Regions from separate parts of the Homo sapiens genome. Here region 1 is linked to region 2. The links are chromatin loops, found by intact Hi-C in ENCODE. Cell type or tissue: A673. All regions are shown on one strand.

What was found. Hi-C counts contacts between places; a loop is a spot of excess contacts. Peaks named below come from ENCODE experiments on the same cell type or tissue, not always from the same donor. Only the 100,000 strongest peaks of a DNase experiment are listed, where the experiment ranks them.
Region 1: a loop joins it to region 2, with 7 times the contacts of the local background. A loop is called at or near these places in 32 of 110 quality-filtered maps.

The regions. Positions count from the first base shown.
Region 1 is chr4:16,513,747-16,521,746 of GRCh38, forward strand. The region is part of intron 5 of LDB2 (LIM domain binding 2); the gene reads right to left. The region is part of intron 2 of LOC105374505 (a long non-coding RNA gene); the gene reads left to right. Among named protein-coding and RNA genes, the nearest start is that of TAPT1-AS1, 290 kb to the left of the region's middle. In A673, a CTCF peak has its summit at 3,228 (motif pointing right); a DNase peak (open chromatin) is centred at 3,255.
Region 2 is chr4:17,321,341-17,329,340 of GRCh38, forward strand. No RefSeq gene overlaps it. Among named protein-coding and RNA genes, the nearest start is that of SNORA75B, 4.5 kb to the left of the region's middle. In A673, a CTCF peak has its summit at 3,249 (motif pointing left); DNase peaks (open chromatin) are centred at 2,341 and 3,211; H3K27ac peaks cover 1,419 bases.

The DNA.
Region 1 (8,000 bases), 810 kb before region 2:
AAGCAAAGTTTGTCTTTTACTTTGTCCTGCCCTACTCTGCCATCCCTCATTCGCCCCCACAGCAAGCCATAGAAACTAGAATGCCTCTTCCCCAAGGAAGGTCATAGAAACCAGAACCTATCCCCGCCAAAGGTAGACATAAAATCTAAACATATTATTCTAACTTTTCCCTGCCTTTCTGTATAAGAGCTGACCATAAAGAAATTCTGTGACCTGCTTTGGAAGTAGGTCATAAGACCCACATTCCAGCAAGGATCCTGTCCCATATCCAGGAGGAAGGAATGCTGAACGGAGAGACAAAGAAGAATCTGAACAGACAGGCCTTGCTGCGTTTCCCTATTCAGTTATTCCCATTAGGTCATACTCTCTTTGTCCAATCACAGTCCAACACAGTTGTGCATTCCTCATTGAGCCTAAACATAAAAATGAATCATTTTTCCTGTATCTTTGGGTCTTCATTCTCAAGGCTCCTGTGTCATGTAAAACTTTGATTCAATAAATATGTTATACTTTTCTCTTGTTAACTTGTCTTTTGTTATAGGAGTGACCCTTATAATAGGTAAGAAAAGGAATCACACTTTTGTATCCCTATGCCCTCACATAATTCTGACAAACACGACTAGAATTTGAGGTCCACTTACCTATATATCCAGGGCTTTCGAACAGATAATAGAGACAGCAAGACTTGCACAAACCCCCAGTGGTGTCCAGTTCTAAATCCATCCTCTTCTCACTTCCACCAACTGTCTCATGTTCTCTTCCTTCCTTCTTAAGTCTAAGCATGATAATTATGTTTACCTAGAAAGGTTCTTCAGTTGTTTGTACCTATTACTGACCTAAGCTTGCTTAAACCACTCACCCCATTTAAGGGCCAGCTGCACTTTTCTTTCATTTGTAATTTCTCTGGAAGACAATAAGATTAAAGCCTGAACAACACAAGGAATATGCACATCACAGGGGCCAAGACACCAACCCTAATAAACCAGGCTGTAAAGTAATGAGACCTGGGTTAGTAATGCTGGATCTTCAATCTTGCTTACTTTGATGTCCTTTTTGAAATCTAAAGTGTTAATATGGAAAAACCTGTGAAAAAGGCAAGATTACTATAGAGTTAACTCCATATTCCAACATTATGAAGACTCTGTGTGCATTACTCTGTTAAGAATTCCTTGCTGATCCCACTACAGGGTATATCCCCAAATGAAGATAAATCCTTCTACCAAAAGGACACCTTTACTCATATGTTCATTGCAGTACCACTCACAATAGCGAAGACGTGGAATCAACCCAAGTGCCCATCAGTGGTGGATTGGATAAAGAAAATGTGGTACACATTCACCATAGAATACTACACAGCCATAAAAAAGTACAAAATCATGTTCTTTGTAGTAACATGGATGCAGCTGGAGTCCATTATCCTAAGTGACTGAACACAAAACCAGAAAACCAAATACTGCATATTCTCACTTACAAAAGAGAGCTGAACATTGGGTACATATGGGCACAAAGATGGGAACAATGACACTGGGCACTCCAAAAGCAGGAGGGAGGGTTGAAAAACTACCTATCAGGTACTATGTTCACTATTTGAGTGACGGTGTCAATAGAAGCCCAAACCTCAGCATCACATAACATGCATGTGTCACAAACCTGCACATGTACTTCCTGAATCTAAAATAAAAATTGTAAAAAAAGATGCTTTGCTACTACAAATCAAAGTGTAAGTTACAGACTACTTCATTGCCTTTCCAAGCCATCAGTGCTCACCAGACCAAAAGGAGTGAAAGATTCCACAGTCATCTGTGCAAGTAGATTTAAGAGTGGGTTATCCCTCAAAGAAGTACCACTGCATCTATTATTAAGCAAGAATGGTAAGAAAAGCTTCAGAGAAATCCTAAAGACTAGGAAACATTTTAGAGTATTTTTTTTAGTATTTAAAACAGTTAAAAATCTTTTCAACATTTTCAAATTATTTTCATTTGGTTCATTTACCACTTATTGTAAATGAGCTTATGCTGGAGATAAAATACATGGGTGGAGTGGAACAAACATGGATTTACAAGCTAAGAAGTCTAGGTATGGATTATTTATTTATTTATTTATTTTATTATTTATTTATTTATTTATTTATTTTTTTGAGACAGTCTCGCTCTGTCGCCCAGGCTGGAGTGCAGTGGTGTGATCTTGGCTCACCGCAAGCTCTGCCTCCTGGGTTCACACCATTCTCCTGCCTCAGCCTCCTGAGTAGCTGAGACTACAGGCGCCCGCCACCACGCCCAGCTAATTTTTTGTATTTTTTTTAGTAGAGACGGGATTTCACCGTGTGTCCAGGATGGTCTCAATCTCCTGACCTCATGATCTGCCCACCTCGACCTCCCAAAGTGCTGGGATTACAGGCGTGAGCCACCACGCCCAGCCTAGGTATGGATTTTGACTCTCACTAGATATGCATCCTTGGGTAAGTTATTTAAAAACACTGGGTTTCAGTTTCACCTGCAAAACAATACCCATCTTATATACTGTTGTGAGAATTTGAGTTAATATGTCTAATGCATGACTATTTAATAATCTGTAGATATTATTAATTATATATTAGCAAGCATGCATAGGTTGCAATACAAACTACATTTCTATTACTTTACATCAACAAACAAACATTTATTGAGCTTCCTCCTAAGTATCAAGCATTCTGCTCGGTGCTGGGGACACAAAAATGAGAATAACACAATCTCTGCCCTTAGAGGGAATCCTTAAAAATGCTTTAAGTATATTAACAAAACTATCCTGTCTTAGGAAATCACATTCTTCCAAAGCAAGTATTTTTCATTGTACGACAAGGTAGACGGTGGGGGTGACCTGTTTGGACCTAGAAAGGACTATCAGCATTGGGCATGCTATAAAATGGGAGAGTTACACTTATTGTGAGGACCCATGAGCTCATTGTCTTTTCCTTTTTTGCAGTGACTTTCCTCTCTGGGTTTTCAGCAACATTTCTTTTTCAGGTGCTAATCCTCAAAATTTATCCCTTTCCCTTTAATGTAAAAATATCTTCCCATCGCTGTAACCCACCCCAAAGGAGCTTGCATCTCTGAATGCTAATCGAGAATCCCCAAAGTCATTTTTCTTCCAGTGGAGAGTCCGGGGCTGGAGAGGCAGCCCTCCCCTTATTCATGTATGCAAATGAGGCTTCTTCTCTGCTGCAAAGATGCAATGGCTTTGCTGGGCTCTGTGCTGTAGGTGGCAGAACTAACTCAGATAAGAGCCTGTCTTCTTTGGCAGTAAGCCAGTGCATCTTGGCAACAGCAAAGGCCTAGGGCATTATGAAATGAAATCAGGAAGCAGGTTTGGGGAGTGGGTTCCCTTAGTTGCTAGTCAAATCCGTTGGGAGCTGCCATTCCTACCCTCCCTGAGGTCTGAGACCCTCAAGAGAATCTGGTGAAGGCTATACAGCCTGTCTTTCAAATTTTGTACAAAATTTCTGGTGGTTGTTGAATCCTCTATAGCCCCATCCATCGACTCTAGGAAGAGTCCCCTGTTTGTAATAAGTATGAGCCAGGTTACAAGATATATGCCTTTTCCTCATTACCCCACTCCACATACACATAAAAAAAACACCAGTCAAATGCACATTATAGAACTGAGCATAATAACACATGGTCCTTTGATGTTGAAAAAAACTAATCTGCACAGTCAGGACAGCTACAAAGTGCCCACTGGACTTTTTCCCTTTGCCTAAAAAGAAAGGCCAAAGACAACATGTCTGCAACATCTGCAGCAGCCTGCATGCAGGCTTGCACTTTTGTTTGGTCTCTTCCTGGGGTAGTACCGGAGTGAAGAATACCATGAGGAATCCCAGGACGCTGTGGAAAGGGAAGGGATCAGCAAGGCCCGAGATCCCTCTTTGAATATAAAACCCATAAACATGGTGTCCCTGTCAAGTCCAGATAGGATCCCTAAGAAAGCCATTGTTCATCCTGGCAAAGTTCCAAGGACACCTTTTTGCAGATTTAGTGAATGTTTTAGGTTGAGCTTGCTCTCCTATGCTTCTGACCTCTTTTTTCTGGAGATTCTGGCCCCAACACTGACCCTTTGGTATGAAATTTTGTAATCACAACAGGAACTTGATGAATGAGTGGATGGATGGATGGATGGATGGATGGATGGATGGATGGATGGATGGATAATAGATAGCTTGGCCAGATTTATAGCAAGGAGTCATTTGTTAATGACAGACAAATCAGGCATGGTCCTGTGTGCTCTGAAGTGATGAATTTGTTCATTTGATGAATAAATGATTGTCTCCTGCATGCAAAATGCTTTGCACAATGCATATGTATGTCCTGGCCAGGCAGGAAGCTCTTAGTTCAGTCCCAGGATTCCTGCCTTTTCATATTAACAGAGGACCTAACAAATGTAGACAGTGCAGTGTTTTGCTCTTGTTTTGCTTTTCATCTGACAGTTCTCCTGGAGAAATTTGATTCTTTTCACTACACACTCATACCCATTCTTCTGGGGCATCTCATTGCCCGAATCTCAGGAACAGGTGGTGCTTGTCAGAGTTGGCTGTGAACTACAAAGCAGTATTTGATTATCTCCCAATCTAGGCTCTGTCTACCATCAACATTTTAATTCCATGTTTTTTGTGTGACATCCTATGGCCTTGAACCCTCTACTCTTTGTATGTAGGTCTCTTCAGAGTTGCTAGGTCAACGCGTTGCTCAGACCTTTGCTTGTGTTGTTTTTTTTTTCGCTTTTAAAAGGCCTTCTCTCCTCTTTCTCAGTCATCTTAACTAGGATTTGGCAAACTATGACCTGTGGACTAAATATCCGTGCTTTCTTACTGTCTATAGCTGCTTTTGTGCTACAGCAAAGCTCAGTAGTTGGACAGCCCACAAATTAAAAAATACTCACTATCTTGTCCTTCACAGAAAGTTTGTTGACCCTTGAACTAAATCGGTACTATTCCAAGAAGGTGGCTGCAAATGACTTGTTACGTCTCCATAATAGGATAAAGAGCTTGAGGCAGAGCATGTTCAATTCACTGCTTACTTTATTGAGAAAGTTTTGCATTAAAAAGGTATCAGATCAACTAAACAATATGCCCAGTGAAATAGTTGAGTTATGTCCTGGAGAGAGCTCCTTTACTTGTTGCGAACCAGTCGCCCACACTAAGTCACACCATCTGAACCATTTAAGGTCCTCCAAGGTCCAGCTCAAATCCCACCTCTGTCTCCGACCATCCTATCCTGCAAGGGACTCTTTTGCTTCTATAGCACTTATCGTGAATCTTTGCACATCCCAGTGTTTATATTTGCATTAGAAATTTTCCTTTCTTGTGGCCTCGTTCACCTCTTATCTACGGCAAGCTATATTTTACTTTTCTTTTTATTTAACACGGTATTAGGTATACTCAAATATTTGTTGAGTCATAACTTAATTAATAATATCTACAGAATGCCTAGTCTATGTCTATCCCTGGAGTATGCACCTTAAATTATTATGTCATTAACCCTCACCCCCACCTTTTGGCCCACTTTTACAGGTGAGAAAACTCATACCCAAACCCATTAAATCATCCAGAACTAGTGATAAAGAATGTGGTTCCTACAGTGTATCCAAGGCAGTACAGCTATTTGAAGGGCAGAGAAGAGGTTCAGTCAAGTTTCTCTGACTTCAACCCTGTACTATTAACTCGTAACTGCTATGTTGTTTACCTCTCTGAATATCAGTGGCTTAAATGACTTCTAAGATACCAAGTTCAAAGCCTTTCACTGTTTTTGTGTTTCTCTTTGCAAATGGTATTGATCGACAGAGCTAATACATGGCAAACTTGGGGGTTTGAACCCAGATGAATCTGGTTCCAAAACCTACACAGAGAGGTAGGTGATGCAGAAGGGTGTAGGTTTTGGAACCAGATTCATCTGGGTTCAAGCCCTCCAAGTCAGCCATTATCTAGCTATGTGTTCTTGGCCAAGAATTTTAGCCTCTCTGAATCTCAGTTTCCTCATCTAGAAAATGGGGATAATACTACTTATCTCTGACAGTTTGAAACAAAGTAAGTAACCCTTAATACAAAAGCCTGGAACTAGGTCAGCACGCAAAAGATGAACACTGTTGTGATGAGAAATGCTATGGCCTTAAAGGCCAGCCCCACTGAGCCAGGCGCTCAATGTATTATGGGACTGAGAAGCTTCTTTGGGAAGTAAGTCACATGGTCTCTGGAAGTCTTAGGGTCACTAGATAACAATGAATGCCCCAAAGAGTAGTAATCAGGCCAATGGCACATGGCATTTTAGTAGCTAACGTCTCCGATAATAACCCATATTTAGAATTCAGTGATAAATACCAAATGTTCAACTCCACAGCCAGGTTTTTTCACCCTCCCCTCCCCGCCGCCCCACCGCCAGTAATTTACTCCTCTGGCTAAATCCGTACCAGAAAGACATCAGATGATGGGGGTGGGGGGAGATTAAAAAACAAACTCTTATCTAAGAGTGAAGGAGTCTCTCTAATTAAGAAACACATAATGAAAAAATATATGGAATCTAAAAGAAAAAAAAAACAAAAAAGCAAATAATCCCCACTAAGAAGCAGATAAGAATGAATAACAGGCATCCACATGACTAAACTCACTCTGCTCTGAAGAGGAAGAACAAGGGATAGAGGAAACACTTTCCCTTAGAAGCGATGCAAGTCCAAAACATCAGATTATGATTGAGGTTTATTTCCTGATAGGATTAAAGGTAGATTGGTTGTCAAATTCAAAACATACTCCTTTTTATCTGAAGATGCAACCGGGGGATGTGTTGCCTTTTCTCAGTCTGTTTGCAAATTGATTACTCATGAAAGTTATCGCGTCCAACCCTGGAGACAGGGTGTCCCTCCGTTCTCAGGCAGAGGAGAGTGGCGGCAGCTGTCACTCCAGTCTTGAAGGGACCATCCTTCTTCCAGAGTGATCTTTCCTGATTTCACTTTTGAGGCTGTTGGGAAGGAGGTCATTGACTGCTTTTCTGACCCACCCAGGGGAGAAGTGCTTGGACTGTTTTCCTACCCTGGGGCAGCCCTGTCAGACTAGCCAAGCTCACGATTTCTGCTGCATCCGTTAGGCCCATGAAGAGACCATTCAAGGCCCCTTCTGTTCTGTTCTTTACCTCTGATTCTACAGCCATAATTTCTCTGCCATATCTTCCTGCCTGGGCACCCCCTTCCACAATGCTTGGGTTATTTGCCTCTTTGCTCTTAGCCCTGTCTCTTCCTTCCAGCTCTGCATGGCAGGAGACAAGCCCCTGCACATTATTTCCCAGCTGTCTTTGCCAACTGGCTTCAGGCGAGGTTTGGCCAGTTGGAGGTACTCAGGGAGATTAGAGAGAAGCAGGTTGTGTTCATTTCTTAGGACTGCCATATCCTGGTACCACAGACTGGGTGGCTTAAAACAACAGGAATGTATGCTGTCTGTTCTGGAGGCTGGAAATCTGAAATCAAGGAGTAGGCAGGGCCGAGCTCCCTCTGAAGGCTCCCATGAAGAATCCTGCCATGTCTCATCCTAGCTGCTGGTGGCAGGCACCTGCAATCCTTGGGGCTCATTGGCTTGTAGCTGCATCACTCCAATCTCTGCCTCCATCTGCACATGGCCTTTACCCTATGTGTCTGTGTCCTCTCCTCTTCTTATAAGGACACCAGTAATTAGATTTAGGGTGCACCCTAAATCCAGAATGATTTCATGCTGAGATCTTTAACTGATAACATCTGCAAAGACTCTACTCCCAAATAAGGTCACATTCTAAGTTTCCAGGGGAATATGAATTTTGAGGGAGCCTATTCAACCTACTCTATGTTTAAGGAAATAAGGAGGGGTATTTCTTGCCTTCTCTGTAGTTCAGGTAGCCTTTTCAGCAGCTGTCATCAGACACATCCACTACAGTTCCAGCTGATACCAGGTGACCCTACACCTTCTGCCTTTGTTCTTCTAGCCCCAGGAGTGGCAATTGCTAATCTTAGTG
Region 2 (8,000 bases):
CGGGATTCACTGAGATCCTCAGGGAGATCACAGGGCAATGAGGGGAACTGAAGAGGAAACCAGGGATTGTAATCATATGGGATAAGGCCTATGACAGATACTCACATGGGGCTGGGTGTGATGGAAGGGCCAAGTGGTATGTTGAAAATTTAGGAGCAGTGTTCCAGAAGGGCTTCTGGTGACGATGACTTCGAGCCTGGTGATTCAGAGTACTATGGTTTCTGGGACTGTAGTACTGGATTTGAATCCAGCCCCCACCTCTCACTAGCTGTGTGGCCTTGGATGAGTTACTTAATTTCTGTGTTTCAGGTTCCTCATCTGAAGGATGAGTTAAATGACAATACTCGCCCTACAGGGCAGTTGTGAGGATGAACTTTATTCATATACATAAACTACTTAGAATAGGGTGAATATATAGTGAGTGCTATACATGTTGACCTCGATTACTGTTTTCAGGATGCAAAAGAGTTAGCTCAATGAAGAAAAGAGTGGTGAAAAAGCATCCCAAGAAGAACAAATACCTGTGGAATGAAGGAAAGAATGGAAAGAATGGCAAATGACTCCAAGATGACAGCTTAGTCAACAGGCGCTGGCTTTGTCCGTGAATAATCATAGGGGAGAATCCATTGTGCTAGAGCTGCCTCGTGGGTTAAGAACAAACCCAGGAAAAATAGACGGGTTCTCTGTCCTCACAGGCATATTCAACAAGACTAAACACACAAGGAAGAGAGACTAAACACATGAGAAGGATGCAAGGCAGCAAAAAAACCGGCTCTGAACTAGGTAGCCAGACTCCAATGGTAATCTCAAAAAAAAAAAAAATGAATCATACTATTTTGTTTGTGATGTGCCAGACACTGGGCTAAACACTTTATATGTTTTTCCTGCTTAAATTCAGCCCACAAATACACATTATGTGACTGTCTCTCCATGACAAAACCCCTAGGAGATTTTAGGGAAGGGAGAGATTGACCCAAAGGACCCAAAAAGACAGCAAAGCTTGAGCTAGGCCTTAAGAGAAGGAAAGAATTTGAATAGAAGGTGAGTAAAAGAGAAACTACAGAAGCACAGCCCAAGAGAAACATAATGTGAGCCACAAATACAAGCTACATATCCAATTCTGAATTTTCTAGTGGCCACATTTTTTAAAGTTAAAAAAGGTAAAATTAACTTTTAGAATATATTTTATCCAATATTTGCAATGTATTAAAATTTCAGTATGTAATCAGTATAAAACATTATTAATGAGATGTTTTGCATTATTTTCTTTCTCTACTAAGTCTTTGATATCTGGTGTGTATTCTCTACTTACAGAACTTGTCAGTTTCAAGTAGCCAGACTTCAAGTGCTCAATAGCCCCATGTGACTACCACCTTGGACAGCACAAGTCAAGAGGTTTTGAAAAAAGAAAAGGCATTCATGGATGTCTTGCTAGGCCTCAGTCACTTTTTCTACAAACACAGCTTTATTTAATCTTCCAAACCACTCCCTTAGGGGAATATTGTTACAGGTTGAGTATCCCTTATCCAAAATGCTTGGGACCAGAAGTATTTTGGAATTCAGATATTTTTTCTAATTTTGGAATACTTGCATTATACTTATGCGTTCAGCATCTTTACTCCGAGAATCCAAAATCTGAAATGTTCCAATGGGTATTTCCTTTGAACATTGTGTCAGCATTCAATGGCAAAAGTTTGGATGTGAAATCCAAAAGTTTTGCATTTTGAAGCATTTCGGGTTTTGGATTTTTGGATGAGGGGTATTCAACCTGTATTATCCCCATTTTACAGAGGAGAACACTGAGACTCTAAGAGGTTAAGTTGACAGCTAAATAAGTGGGTTGATCTAGGATTTAAATCCAGCTCTCACCAACTTCAAGCCTGGGCATATTCCTCATGCTGGAATTGTCTTAGGAAACTGCTTCCGAGGACCGTGCACCCCAAAACAAGACAACACCCGGGCAGAGAGAACCACAGAGATCCTGGGATCCACTTCTGAGCAGCTTCCTCCCCAGGCTCCATAGCCCACACCAGCTTTGTACAGCCTCCCGTACAGGGAGCAGGGTGGACAAAAAGCACGCAAACACACGCAACTTTTCTCTTTCCAGTTAATTGAAATTGAGATGTACCCTGCTCCATCACAGCAAAATGACGAAAGGAAAGCAAGGAAGGGCACCTGTGTGGGTAAATCTTTTACTTCTGTTGCAGAGACGTACATGATGAACAGATACTTAGTTGGCTGCTTCTCAGCCAGCCAAGCAGGGCTCCCTTACACCCTTTGCGGCTCTATTTTGTTGTCAATTACTGTTTCTAAAACTATTAAGAGAGGAAGGGGGAAGAGTATAAACAGCATTAACGGTAATTTACGATCTGAAAAGGGACAGCAGGAGTTCGAAATCTGTCTACATTAAGATACTTTCCCCACGCTCCTCTGGGTCCTGGAGCTAGAGGATCAGGATCCAGGATCGTAGGAAAAGGATGTTTATACAACACTTCTGGCAGAAAAGACATTTTTTTTCCTTGCACGCCGAGGGCAAGGTTCAGCTGACTTTCCATAAAGGGTCTGGTCTGTGCCGAGCATGCTGTGGGTACCCTGTCCCTGGTGTGGGAAGATACATGAGCTTTCCAGATTTTTGTTTTATTTTATTTACTTTTTGTTTAATGAACCCTCCCTGATTTCTACAGTCATTCAAGCTTGCTGCCACCCACCCCACCCCACCTCAACCATCAGCAAAGCCCACCAGGAAAATTGCCAAGAGAGACACTCATCAGCTCTTCAGTGAGAATTTTGCCATGCTTCTGCCTTTGGTAACTCCAGATTCTTCCAGACAAAGGTTGACTCCATCACTAAGGCATGTTTTATGCCATCCAGTTTAACTTTGCAGGACCTACTTCTCAAGCCAAGGAATTGCAAGACCACATTATGTAGCAGCTTGAGTTAGAGTCTAAAAGGAGAGCCAGTTGCACCCCAGGATTACCATGATTTTTTCCTTTTTCTTTTCTTTTGAGGTGGGCATGAGATACCACGGTCTGGCTCTGAACACAATCTCTGGCAGCTGCTTATGATTCTCTCAACACTAATGATGTGATCAAGTCTTCGAGTGAATTTTGGAGCTGAAGGGAGAGACAAAAAGAAAATTTCATAAACCACCCCCAGAATCTGTTCGCTGAAGCACCACACATTTACAGTACCACCTTCGCGAACCAGTCTCTTAGATCACTAGCGACCCCACGTGGCCAATTTAAAAGAACAGTAATTTTTCTCCCCCCCCGCAGAAAAGAAACTTAACGCTTCAAGGTTTTACTCCTAAGTCTTCGTAGAATTTAAAAACTGAAAAGCTGTAAGGACCGTTAATGTCACCTGACCCAACCACCTCATTTTACAGGAAGCAGAGGTTGAGAGAGGTAAAAAGGGCCTCGAAAGGTCACACAGAATGTTAAGGTCAAGTTAGGAAGCAATACAAGAAATGATTCTAAGAGATTCTATGCTACTGGATTTTAATTTCTTAATCGAAGAAAGGAAAAGAAGGCTTTTGTTCCCCAGACCAGAAAATAAATACTGCTATTACAGAAGAATCACTGTAATAAGACTGCATGTTTTAAAGGATCCCAAGTTCCAATAGGTATGTAGGCAATACATATATTTCTTTCCTCTTCTACGCCTAAAACTTACCAGAGTACATTAAATAGAGTCACGGCAAGAATGAGGCCAGCATGGACAAGAGGGAGGAGTCGGCATTTGGCAAATGTGAATTAGATGCTCATTCCCAAAGCCTAGCCACTGAGCAAAGGAAAAGATTGGGTTTCATTTCCACCCTCATAATGGCACTGCAGAGTGGACACTATTATTCCCATTTTAGAAATGAGAACACTGAGGCTCAGGGAACTAAACTAACTTGCTCAAAATCTGACAGAGACTAAACTGCAAAGCTAGCTCTCTGCAGGACTTTACTTAATGCCTCAACTTATCCATCCATCAAATGGGATGATAAAGTCGGCCTGTTGATCAGAAAATGTTAGTGTTAGAAAGGGTCCTCAGAGGAACTCTCTTTCAAATGAAAATGGACCCGCTGTACATATAACAGTCAAAAATGATTGGTATCTATCTGCATATATATAATAAAGTCTAGCAAAGAGAACATGGGTGCTGTTGTGACCAGATTAAAGCTGAGAGTTAAACAGGGCATTTGCAGTTTTCGATCTGCTTGAGCATCCGGGCTGTATATTCTGTTTTGTTTACTCTGTAACATAGAGTTTCTGATTCACTTTCCCCAAGATAGAAGTCTATCTTGGTTTGATGGACAATGTTGCTGCTGCTGCAGCTGTTCAAATCACACTGCCCTTCCAGCCTCAGAGCCCTCCTCAATTCAAGAGAGAGATGCTTCATTCAAAGTCTGCTCTAAAACCAGTTAGTACGTGTCTACCTTCAGGTCCACGTGGTGTTAAAATATGACATTCTATATACATTTATATGTGTATGTGTTGATATTTATTACCACTACTAACACAGTTTTAAATTAGGTGCAGATGACCTTAAAATCATTTACTTAACTCAAGCACCACCATAGAATCCAAAAGTTCCAGGAGGAGGAAGGAAAATTTGAAAATCACTGATCCAGTCCAGCCTGCTATCAAGAAACCCTACTTTTGTTAAAACCAAAATGAGAACCTCCAAAATTTAGGATCAGCTCAAATCTCCACTCCTCATCACCATCACTACAACCCCATGTGTCACCTTTCCCACGAAGCATCTCATTTGGTCTCCTTTTGCCATCATAGGTTGGACCCCTTCCCCGCCCCACCCCACTACAGGACACGGTCCCCCATTCTTGGCAGCTCTATCCAAAGCATGGACCAAACCTCCCTTTGCTGTCTGCTCTGAGTACCATGGAAACAGTCTGGAATTTTCCCAATGCCATTTCTAAAATTACTGCAAGAGAATAGAAGGTAAATAAATACAGAAAGTGGGAGAAATCTAAAATCAATGATTTACAAAGCGTGAAATTCTGATCCAAATCTTACTACAGGTCATTCTCTCTCTAGAGCTAGAAAATCTTTCCCTGTTCCAGGAGGAGGTCCCCAAAATAGAAATACTCCATGTAAATTGGTACAAAGACTCTGAAAAGCAATCCAGCACCATCCTTCAAGGTCTGTAAAAAAATTCCTATGCTCGGGCCCTGTAATTTCACTTCTCCAACTCACCTGAATGAAATAATCAAACAGCGAGGGCAGTAATTCATTCACAAAGATGTTTGTCACTAACTCACCTATAATTATATAAAAAAAGAAAACCTGAAAACAAACTGTGCAACAGGGTTTATGATGTAGCCATAAAATGGAACATTACGTAGCCATTAAAAATGATGTTTTAAAGCATTTTTGATAATACTAAGTGGACAAAAAAAGAACTTTTAATGGCATTTAGTGAAAATAGCAAGGTGCAAAACTGGTACACATTATGTAATCAAATATTTCAAACCAAAACAAGAGAAGTATGAGTGTGTAGAGGGAAAAAAAAAAAGAAGAAGAAACTTAGCAAAATGTTCACAAAGTGAACTGACAGAGTGGTGAGATTCATGCTGATTTTCTTCTGTACTTGAATTCTGCTTTACTTTTATGATGAGTTTGCATTAATGTATAATCTGAAAATAAAATAAGTTGGGGTGGTCTCTTTAAAAAATATTTTATTAACTTTGAAGATATTAACTTTTTAAAGATATGAACTCTGTAGCCCAGGAGGCTGACACATTTTCTCAATCTACATCTCCCTACCTCCTCCCTGTCCCCATCGTGCTCCATCTCCACGCCTCCTGCTCCGCCCACCTCATCTCTGCTTCTCCTTTCTGCTTGTGGATCCCAGAGATCCACATTCATGACAGCCAATGATGCGACCCTCCAAGGGACCTTCCAGAGTCACATTTGTCAGGAGGCTGGTACCTCTTCTGAATTATTTACCCTTAAATAAAGCAACCCCATGAAAAATTCACATCTCTCAAACGTCTTGCAAGATTTTTCTTCTCCTCTTGGTTGAAAGGCAGGGTCTATGGAATTCATAATTCATTCAACTAATATTGATTGAGCGTCCACCATGTGCCAGGACCTCTTCTGGAAGAATACATGAGACAAGGCCACCACCCTCTGAGAACTGGCATTCTGGCATGGGCAAAAAATAATAAATAATCATGCAAATGAGGAGAATATCAACTCTGCTAAGTGCTGTTCTCAGAGTGACTCAGTGGCTGCCTGAGACAGTTATTCTTCAGATCTGCGACAGTAAAACCACGAGGGAACGTCCAGGAGGTACCTTGATGCCAAGATGTTTAGAAAAGCTCAACTTCTTCAGGTCTCGTGCACCAGTGGTGAATGCTAGAAGATGCCAAGACCTCTCAAGAAGAGAGTTGCAGGAGGCTTCTAAACACAGACATACGCACATGAGCTGTGGCCAGCTGGCTCCCGTTCTCCTCATAACATTCCCTCCACTCCCTGTCCAGTGATGTTGGTTAGGAGAGAGATTGAAGGAGGGTTGTCATGGTATTTTTGAGACTCAAACAACTCTTCTAAAAATTAGACTCTTAAATGGGTTGTAGGGGCCCTGTTGCTTCTCTCTTATGTGGACTGCTGTTAGGTTTTGTTTTTGTTTTTTCAAAAGAATAATAAAAGATTTAAAATCACTTGGAGCCATAATGACTTTATCTTTGTTAATTTTCCTCAGCAAATACCTTAGGATCAGAAAGTCCTGGAAGCAGAATGAAAAGTACGACCTAAGACAGAGGGCAGGGGAGATCCGAAGAGAAGAGAAAACCTCCAACTCAGTCTGTTTTCTCAACAGCACTCTGCAAAACACACACAGACACACACACACACACACACACACAGTCACTCACTCACACTCATCCTTCCTTCCCAGATACGCTATGGCATTGCCTGAGGAGCCATTCAGAAAATTTTCCAACCCCTCTATAACTTACAGAGCTCTTCTTTCCAGACATAAATAGGAATTTCAACTGGGCCAAAAGCAGACACTAAATTACCAAAAGATTCATCAAGCATCAAACAACAGAGGAAAATGGTTTGAAGCTGATTGTAAAAGATTAAGGCAAAAGGTTCCGTCCTGAGGAATTGCTGTTTGAACAGGAAATCAAATGACCTAAGGTGGTGTTGGGGGGAAGGGAGGGAAGAGGCATAAATAAAGGAAACAGCAAATACCCGATTGCTCTTGTGCCCGTGGAAAATTTTTAGAGAACTCAAGAAAATGAAAATTGAGCTCGCCCCAAATACATCCCAGATGTCCACTTTTGACTTCCAAGAAATGGGAATGCAAAATGGAAAAAATACTTAAAATGAAAATGAATCCATTGGGATATATCCTCCACTAATCTGGCACCCAGAATTTACCTTCTCTAATTTTGTTAAGCAAGTAGCAAATGTGGTACTTAAGGAAAAGGTGCCTTCTTCTCTAGCTGTGTCTGTGTCTATTTCATTTCTCTCATGGTATTGATGGACCTCAAGGGCAAAAGCCAGAGCCTGTGCTTGTACCAGGCACATTGCTGCTAGTAGGTGTTCAATACATATTTATTCATTGACTGAAACATAAGCTCTGAAAATGTAAGGATCTCTATATATACATATTACCTGTTAATAAAACGCACACAAGCATCCAGGTTGTGTAGAGAAAAGGTTTATGAAGTTACTGGTAATCATAGTAATGGTAAATAAATAGCTCTTTACAGTTTACAAAGCACTTTCATAAACTTTATCTCTTAACTCCTGTAACAGCCATGTGAAATAGGATTGAGGTTAATTCTCCTGTCCTAGCACCTTTCTGAGAATATCACCAGATGGACTAATTACTCAGCTCATAAAAGAATACATCCACTCTAACCCCAGGAATCCTAGATTGAGCTGTGTTAGCAGAAACAAACAGCAGTCAGCTCTGCTTGCACATCCTCAAAAAGACATATAAAATCTGAGCAACAGCAGCTGTAAACAGCAAAGTCAATT